3 separate regions of the Homo sapiens genome follow, and regions 1 and 2 are each linked to region 3. A link is a contact called in ENCODE Hi-C or POLR2A ChIA-PET data. All regions are on one chromosome and are shown on one strand. The core of a region is the stretch at or near the end of the contact, and the rest is flanking DNA. Distances in the headings are between cores, read along the strand shown. Region 1 overlaps GALNT6 (polypeptide N-acetylgalactosaminyltransferase 6). Region 2 holds the start of TFCP2 (transcription factor CP2). Region 3 holds the start of DIP2B (disco interacting protein 2 homolog B).

Evidence for each region. Hi-C counts contacts between places; a loop is a spot of excess contacts on that map. ChIA-PET counts read pairs that join two places held with the same protein, here RNA polymerase II (POLR2A). Pooled maps may share reads with other maps.
Region 1: a loop to region 3 is called in a pooled map, with 2.8 times the contacts of the local background. The contact joins the enhancer-like site here to the promoter of DIP2B in region 3. A Hi-C loop is called at or near these places in 2 of 168 maps with a recorded cell type or tissue (chondrocyte and mammary epithelial cell), 1 of 37 single-sample maps with no recorded cell type and 10 of 50 pooled maps.
Region 2: a loop to region 3 is called in a map of natural killer cell, with 7 times the contacts of the local background. The contact joins the promoter of TFCP2 here to the promoter of DIP2B in region 3. A Hi-C loop is called at or near these places in 1 of 168 maps with a recorded cell type or tissue (natural killer cell), 1 of 37 single-sample maps with no recorded cell type and 9 of 50 pooled maps. POLR2A ChIA-PET finds 5 or more read pairs at or near these places in 1 of 52 experiments (activated T-cell).

The regions. Positions count from the first base shown.
Region 1 is chr12:51,367,567-51,370,326 of GRCh38, forward strand. All of the region lies in intron 4 of GALNT6 (polypeptide N-acetylgalactosaminyltransferase 6), which reads right to left. Among named protein-coding and RNA genes, the nearest start is that of CELA1, 22 kb to the left of the region's middle. RefSeq lists an enhancer at 1,760-1,909. Within about 2 kb of position 1,490, at least 7 of the 41 ENCODE cell types and tissues checked have a DNase peak (open chromatin) inside an H3K27ac peak, as active enhancers do.
Region 2 is chr12:51,171,663-51,174,423 of GRCh38, forward strand. It overlaps TFCP2 (transcription factor CP2), which reads right to left and starts at 1,473. Exons shown (of 15, transcript NM_005653.5): 1 at 639-1,473. The coding sequence starts at 760. RefSeq lists enhancers at 756-805, 906-1,653, 1,746-1,795.
Region 3 is chr12:50,503,690-50,506,389 of GRCh38, forward strand. DIP2B (disco interacting protein 2 homolog B) reads left to right here and starts at 1,296. Exons shown (of 38, transcript NM_173602.3): 1 at 1,296-1,551. The coding sequence starts at 1,452. RefSeq lists a silencer at 1,599-1,708.

The DNA.
Region 1 (2,760 bases), core at 240-2,739, 860 kb after region 3:
TGGAGTTGCCTGCAGTTTCAGATGTGGGGGACAGATGTGACAATTGTGTGTCCTTTTCCTTTTGGACTGTGGGATCAGCCCAGAGCTTGGGCCTTGCTCTGAATGCAGCATTCTACAAACGGCAGGTCCTGAAATTAAGCAGCTTAGGGGGTTGCATGCAATTGATCTCCCACAAATGCACGCACACAATAACCCAGCACTGAGCTGGAGTGTGTGCCGGTGTGGGTGAGGTAGGTGTCTTCATGGTGACTTCTTTATTTAATCTTCTCTATGATAGTTAACAACTCTATGAAACAGGGAGTATTGTCCCCAGTGTTTATAGATGGGGAAAGTAAGACTCAAAGTGACTAGCCCAGGGTGGCAGAAGCACAAAGGGCAGCAGCAGGATCCTAGCCAGTCTGCATGTGAGGACTCCCCACCTTCTCCCTCCAGGGGAAGTGAGGCCATGGAATTTTTTTTTTTTTTAATTTTTTAATTCTGGAGCAGATTAAGATCAGAAGGCCAAGGACTTAATGCACCTGAGTTTCAAGGTGGTCTCTTGACCACCAGTGAGGCCACGGACTTTTTTTTTTAAATTTTTTTATTCTGGAGCAGATTAAGATGAGAAGGCCAAGGACTTAATGCACCCGAGTTTCAAGGTGGTCTCTGCTTCCTCTCGCAGTCACCCAAGGCCTTGCCATTTCCCTGTGTGTGAGATCCCGGGAGGGAAAGGGAGAGAAAGGGGTTTGTTGAAGCTGTTCTTTAGTCACTGTCCTGGAGAGTGGCGCCTAGGAGAAGGAAAGTCTCTATAATTTGGAATTTCAGCTTTTTCCTTCTTTTTTTTTCCATGTTTTTTTTTTTTTTCTTCTTTTTTTTGGAGACAGAGTCTTACTCTGTCGCCCAGGCTGGAGTGCAGTGGTGCAATCTCGACTCACCACAACCTCCACCTCCTGGGTTCAAGCAATTATCCTGCTTCAGCCTCCCAAGTAGCTGAGATTATTGGCACCTGCCACCACGCCCCGCTAATTTTTTGTATTTTTTGTGAAGATGGGGCTTCACCATGTTGGCCAGGCTGGTCTCGAATTCCTGACCTCAAGTGATCTGCCCGCCTCGGCCTCCCAAAGAGTTGGAATTACAGGCGTGAGCCACTACGCCCCGCCCACTTTTTCCTTCTTCAATCCTACTGGACAGACAGGTGAGGTGATTATGACATGGCGCTCATTTATGAATGGATTCTTCAGGCAGTCATCTGAGGAGGGGGCTGTATCTTACTTAACTCCAGGAATGAGGCCTCTTATCTCTGGGGGCCAGGACCTCAGGAATCAAAATCAGCCTCATGCAGCAGCCTCAGCCCAGCACTCACTCCACAAATGTCTGTCAATGTGCTGCCAGGTGCCAGATGCTGTTCTGGGAAGGGAGGGGCCTGGTCTGGGTCCTGCCCTTTGAGACTCATAGTGCACCTGCAGCCCCGGGTGCTGGCCCTGACAGGAAGGAGGGAGGAAGCCCAGGCTCCTCAGCATGGCTGCTGTGTTTCCCCGAGAGCTTGCCCAGCTCTGCGCACAGGAAGTTCACGGTAGTGGAGATAACCCACGGACAAAACATCATAGGAAGTGGGTTTTGTGGTGAGAGACAGTGAAGCACTGAGCTGTGAACCTCAGGGGGGGCCCCGAGCACTACAAAGCCCTTCTCCCACGCCTTCCTTCCAGTCTGGTGAGGCCAGACCCAGGGATTCTCAGCCTGAGAGGCTTCCAGCCTCTGGCCTCAAGCCCTTCTGGGGAGACAACTCCCCTAAGCAATGCCCCTCGTGATACTCCACCTGTTCCACCCCCAGACCTACTGGACAGACCCAGAACTGAGGAGACTGGAGCTGAGCATAGCTGTACCGGTGAGCCCAGCCACACACTCATGTCCCCGCCGTGACAGCCTTCCAACTTAGGTTCAACACCCCACCACCCCAACCAGCTTCACTCCTCACAACTCAAGTCCACAAGACCCCTGGGATGCCAACACAGACACCGCACTCAGTTCCATGATCTGAAGTATCATGCAGATGGCTCCCAGGGATTCCTTCCTGACCTTGCCATCTTCACTTGGATGTGGAACAAAATGGAAAATTCAACATATGCCCAAAACAGGCTCTGAATTTCCCCTGCAAATCTGCCCCCCAGTCTCCCTCACGTCAGTACACGGTGCCAGCATCCCTCCAGCTGCTCTAACCTGGAAGTCATGCTAGAATCCCCCCTGCTGTCCCCTTCCACAATCAGCACATCTGCAGGTACTGCCAGCTCTCTCTCTCATCCCCACAGTCACTGCTTTTCTGCCTTCTATACCACTCTCCTCAATCTATTCTTGACACGGCAGCTACTGTGAGAAGTAAAATTCTCTCTAAAAATCATAAATCAGATCATGTCACTACAGCGGCTTCAAATTGTATTTAAAAACAAATCCATGGTGTTTCCTTATGGAAAGGTATGATGGTTCCTTAAAAAAAACTAAAGACAGAATTACCATATGATCCAGCAATTCCACTTTTGGGCATATACCCTGAAGAGCTGAAAGCAGAGACTTGGATATTTGCACACCAATGTTCACAGCAGCATTAGTCACGATAGCCAAAGGCAGAAACAGCCTCAGTGTCCATCAGCGAATGAACGGACAAACAAAATGTGGTGTATACATACAATAGAATAGTATTCAGCCTTAAAAAGTAAATTCTGGGCCGGGTTTGGTGGCTCACGCCTGTAATCTCAGCACTTTGGGAGGCCAAGGTGGGTGGATCAC
Region 2 (2,761 bases), core at 223-2,722, 670 kb after region 3:
CCACCGCACCCGGCCGAAAGGAGATTTTTCATCTGTTATCAACAACTGGCTTGATACATAAAGATCCAGAAGCATCTTAAGTTTTCTTCGTCACTTTTTCATTTCACAGCTTATGTTTTAAAAGTCAGAAATCCCAGAATTAAGTAAAGTCTTAAAGCAAGCTAGTGGTAAGATAGAGCTGTACGGACTTCTTCATCAAGGACTTCCATATCTTTCCAACAAGAAACGAACCAATATTCATCATTAAGCACCAGCTCCCAATTTCCCAACTTCCTAGATACCATTCCTATGCTATATGTAACCCTTCTTCACACAACGTCAGACTTACCCACACATACACCATCAGTCCCCAAGTCTCCCACATTGGCACAAAAGCCTCTCAACATTCATCTGGTTACTAATCAGGGACCACTTCCTTCTTCCACTGATTCTGCACAGGCTTCATATCGCCTACAATCGCTTTTTCCATTTCTTCCACAACACTAACTACTCAAAGCGACAAAAGAACAAGTCCCTTTTCCCCAATCGTAAACAGCTTTTTAAAACTCTATACACCTCCTTCCCACTCAACCCCTTTTCTTAGTGTCTATCCGCCTTTGTTATTCAGAAGGTGTAGGGTCTGGGAAAATCTCACTCACCTCATGCTATAGGCACCAGCACCCAGTTCCTGGCCGATCCCGGACAGGCTAGCATCAAAGTCCTGCACCAACCCGGATTCAATCACTTCGTCGGCCAGAGGCAGCTTCAGAGCCCAGGCCATCCTGGCTCCTTCCTTGCCCCAGGAGACACCGTGTCTTGTACAAAGGCGCGGAGGGTAATTCTACCCAACAGGAGTAACGCAAACCAAGAAAACTACAAACCAAGGTTTCCCACGCAGTGCCCACCAGCCACCCCCAAGCCCGACCAGCACTGCTCTGTGCACAACTAATCTCCCGTACCCTTGGCTGCTCGTTCTTGGCTGCCCCAGGTTCCAAAATCCCCCCTGCCCAGCTCTCAGGAACGTGAGGACCCCTTTGCTCAACTACTGCAGACTTCCCAGAGGCAGCTCTGGACTCCCGCACTCCCACTCCTCTTGAGAGTTCGTAGTGGTGGCTTGCTGCTTCCCAGTCAGACCAGCAGCAGCCGCAGGAAGCCAGCCCGGCGCTCCCACGCTGCTTTTGCACCTTTTCCCCCGCCCCTTTCTGCTGGAGGCCCCCTCCCTCCCAGGTCTCGCTCTCTCTTTCCCCTCCAGGCCTCGCTTCCGGTCAGTCCCACGATCACTTCCGGTCACCCCTTCTCAACCCCACGGCTTAGAACCAAATCCAGGTTTCCGCTGAGCCGACTTCTCGCCCTCTGTAGCCCCCCACGGCCTGGAAACATGGAAGGAGAAAGTCCAGCACAGGCGTAAAACCTAGACTCGCCAGGCCCTTCCACCGTCCGCCGCCCCAGCGCCAACCAATCATGGCGTCCTCTTTCCTCGCCTGCCCGGCGAACATGACGTCACGCTGTCGTTCGCCTATAAAGAAGAGACCGCGTCAGTCTCGGCAGCGATGATAGGCGGGCTGCGCCACGGCTCTGCCCCCGAGATGGGCTGGGCGATCACGGGGAGGACCCGGCGTGCAAGTGTCCGGGTTTAAACGTGTATCCGTGTAGTTACCAGAGTTCTGGTATTCGCTACCCATCAAGTCGTCACCCTGAGCCATGGAAGGAGCCCTTCTTCTAGCCTTATGAACCCACTCCACCCCTGGCGGACTCTTGACGGCTTCCCAAACGCTCCTTACGTGTGTGCGCTTGCTCCTGCCCATACTCCTGTCTCCTTAAACTCACCTCTCCGGAGGTCAAGACCCTGCATAAGTCCCACTTCCCTGTATATTCATTTTATCTTCGGCATCCTCTCTAATGCATTTGAACAGAAAAGCATGAGATCAGTAAAAATGTGGTTTTTAGGCCGGGCGCGGTGGCTCACGCCTGTAATCCCAGCACTTTGGGAGGCCGAGGCGGGCGGATCACCTGAGGTCGGGAGTTCAAGACCAGCCTGACCAACATGGAGAAACCCCGTCTCTACTAAAAATACAAAAATTAGCTAGGTGTGGTGGCGCGGGCCTGTAATCCCAGCTACTCGGGAGGCTGAGGCAGGAGAATCTCTTGAACCCAGGAGGCGGAGGTTGCAGTGAGCCGAGATCGCGCCATTGCACTCCAGCCTGGGCAACAAAAGTGAAACTCCGTCTCAAAAAAAAAAAAAAAAAAAAAAAAAAAAAAAAAAAAAACAGTGGTTTTTAAAAGGTTGTTGTGCTGGTATGGGGTGTTGGAATTTAAAAGATCTGAAAATCAGAGTTTAGGCTGGCGTCTTCATTTGCTACTTTGGTGTCTTCAGAACAATTGCTTAATGTCACAGATTTAGCTTCCTCGTTTGTAAACGGGAGTGGGAGTAACTTTATCTGCTCCACCTTCCTCCTTTGAGGATTGAGTAATAATGGCCATTGTTTATTAAGTATCAACTACTGCTAGGAACTTTATTACACTATGAGTAGTCCTCAAAGCGATCTTGGAATTAGAATTATAAAGCTAAATTTAATGACTCTTATTTTATCAGTAAGAAACCAAGGCTAAGCCCTTAAATTGGCCGGAGCTAAATTGACATGCCAGCTTCAGAGCTGATTCCAAAGCCTGGCATTTTTCGTTACAAGACATTGCCTTTATGTGAAAGTCTTGGTTCATTGTTGTATTCCGTTGCTGAATTTTTTAAAATCTGCCTTGACTTATACTTTTGTATATATCTGCC
Region 3 (2,700 bases), core at 46-2,545:
TTTAGTAGAGACGGGGTTTCGCCATGTTGGCCAGGCTGGTCTCGAACTCTTGACCTCAGGTGATCCGCCCACCTTGGCCTCCCAAAGTGCTGGGATCATAGGTGTGAGCCACTGCACCTAGCCTTGGACCCTCTTCATATTAAATTAAAATTAATGTTTTTGGAACACCTATTAGGCCACAGAGTGAGGAGGATGAGTTAAAGTAAGTTCCCTCCTTGTAAGTAGTTAGAAGTATAGAAAGAAAGAAGTGGACCTGCTCTCTATTGTCTTTTTCTTTTCTTTAGACGGAGTGTTTGCTCTCTTGCCCGGGCTGGAGTGCAATGACGCGATCTCAGCTTACTGTAACCTCTGCCTCCTGGGTTCAAGTGATTCTCCTGCCTCAGCCTCTTGAGTAGCTAGGAGTACAGGCATCCGCCACCACGCCCGGCTAATTTTTGTATTTTTATTGGAGACGGGGTTTCACCATGTTGGCCAGGCTGGCCTAGTACTCTTTTTTTTTTTTTTTTGAGTCGGAGTCTCGCGCTCACGCTCAGGCTGGAGTGCAGTGGCGTGATCTTGGCTCACTGCAAGCTCCGCCTCCCGGGTTCACGCCATTCTCCTGCCTCAGCCTCCCGAGTAGCTGGGACTACAGGCGCCCGCCACCACGCCCGGCTAATTTTTTGTACTTTTAGTAGAGACGGGGTTTCACCGTGTCAGCCAGGATGGTCTCGATCTCCTGACTTCGTGATCCACCCGTCTCGGCCTCCCAAAGTGCTGGGATTACAGGCGTGAGCCACCGCGCCCGGTCGGCTAGCCTGGTACTCTTAACCTCAGGTGATCCACCAGCCTCAGCCTCCCAAAGTGCTAGGATTACAGGCGAGAGCCACCGCGCCTGTCTTTTTAAAAGCTAAAACTGAAACGGAAACAGAGCTCCTGGCAGATAGGACCAGGAGCCACAGCGAAGGAGGTGGCCTGTGATTAGGTTTTTATAAATGGGCAGGTATTAATCAGGGAAAATGGAGTAAAGGACACGATAGACATACATTGCTAAGTCTAGTATTGGAAAAAGTAAGGCCTGGGACCCCTAAAAACTTGCTCGAGAGTGAAAGGTAAATGCTATGTGTCCACACTACTGTGGTAAAGCCGACAGTCCATACCATGAGCCCATTTCGCGCAGGGAAATTCGAGTGGTGGGCTTGGGCCCGTCGTTCTGGTAGCTTCCCAGTAGAGGGCGCCGTAAGCATATGCGTCTTCAGCCTGACTGGGCTGGAGAGGCGGTGCGTCCTCCTGGCCGGGGGGCGGGGGCCGTCGCGCTCACGTGACCTTTGCTCATGGCGGCGGCGGCGGCGGCGGCGGTGCTGGTGGTGCTCGGCGGCCGGAGCCGGATCCTGTAGCCGGGTGTGGGCCCGTGTCTGTCCGTCCCTCCTTCGGCCCCCTCTCTTGTCTTCCGGAGTGTGGCTGGCGGAGCTGGGATGGCGGAACGAGGCCTGGAGCCGTCGCCGGCCGCGGTGGCGGCGCTGCCGCCTGAAGTGCGGGCGCAGCTGGCGGAGCTGGAGCTGGAGCTCTCGGAGGGTAGGAGCCGGGCCGGGGAGAGGGCGCCCGGGGCCCTGCGGATCGCGGCGACTTGGGAGACAGGTCCCCGCCGCGCGCTCTGGCGGCCGTGCGGCGAGGGGGACGAGGGTGTAGAGAACCTGGCCTGGCGCTCCACGACCGTTTTCCCTCCTCTCCCACCCCATTAAGTGGTTTCCTGTGGCTTTCATTGTTTTCCCATGGAGGGGACTAAGTAAGGGCTTGTGGAAAGGTCCTCCCGGGCCCACACTGCTTCTGCGCTTCCTGCCCCCCAAAACCCGAGACAAAGCTGCGCCCTCCCGCTTCTGCCCAGGCGTCTGGCCCAGGTGGGGTGAGGGGTAGGGCTGCGAGGAGGGTGGCTGACAGCTTTCTCCTTTCCTCTCCCCTTTTCGTGGAGGGCTCCACGCCTTGTTCCAGCCCCCCCTTCCCCCTTTCAAAAAGAGACACATGGGAAATCCGCAGCATCATTTCTTCTCTTTCCTTTAACAATGCGCGATGCCTCCCCAGTGACAGGAGTGAGACACAAGCGGGTGAGCCATTTAGGGTCCTAGGAAGATAAGAAGCAATGGCATTAACCCAGAGAGACACACGGTGCTGCTTTTAGACCACCTTTGTCATAAGAAGTTTTTTTTTTTCCTGGTGCCTGTTATTCGGGCCGAATTTTCCGCATCTGGTCACCTTTTGGAGTCTTTGATGAAGGAAGGAGAGGAGGCTACCGTTTACTTGCAAATCCTGGCTGGCATTCTTTCTTTTGACAATGGATTGGGACAGGGAGGGTTCGATTTATTTTCAGAATTAAAAAAAAAAAATGGGATAAATCAAGCCACTGTTATTAGAGAACTCCTTGTACAACAATGAGAGAAACACAGTGCTCCGTTGTGGGCATGTGATCAGGCTTCTGGGGCAGTTGTGATCAGTTCTGTGTAAAGTTCCTGTTTTTATCACTGGCTGCCCCTGAGACAAAAGCAGCATTTTCTCCAAGCTTGATACCAGTACTTTGATTGTGTCTCCAGAGTTGCATATTCTTACTGAGTTCCTTGTGGAAGGCCCTCTTCACTAGCATTTTTCAAGTGGATCAAAAACTCTTGATTGGAAAAGAAGAATGTGACCAACTCCCAGGAGCTTATTAAACATTACTTATTGTTTACTTAT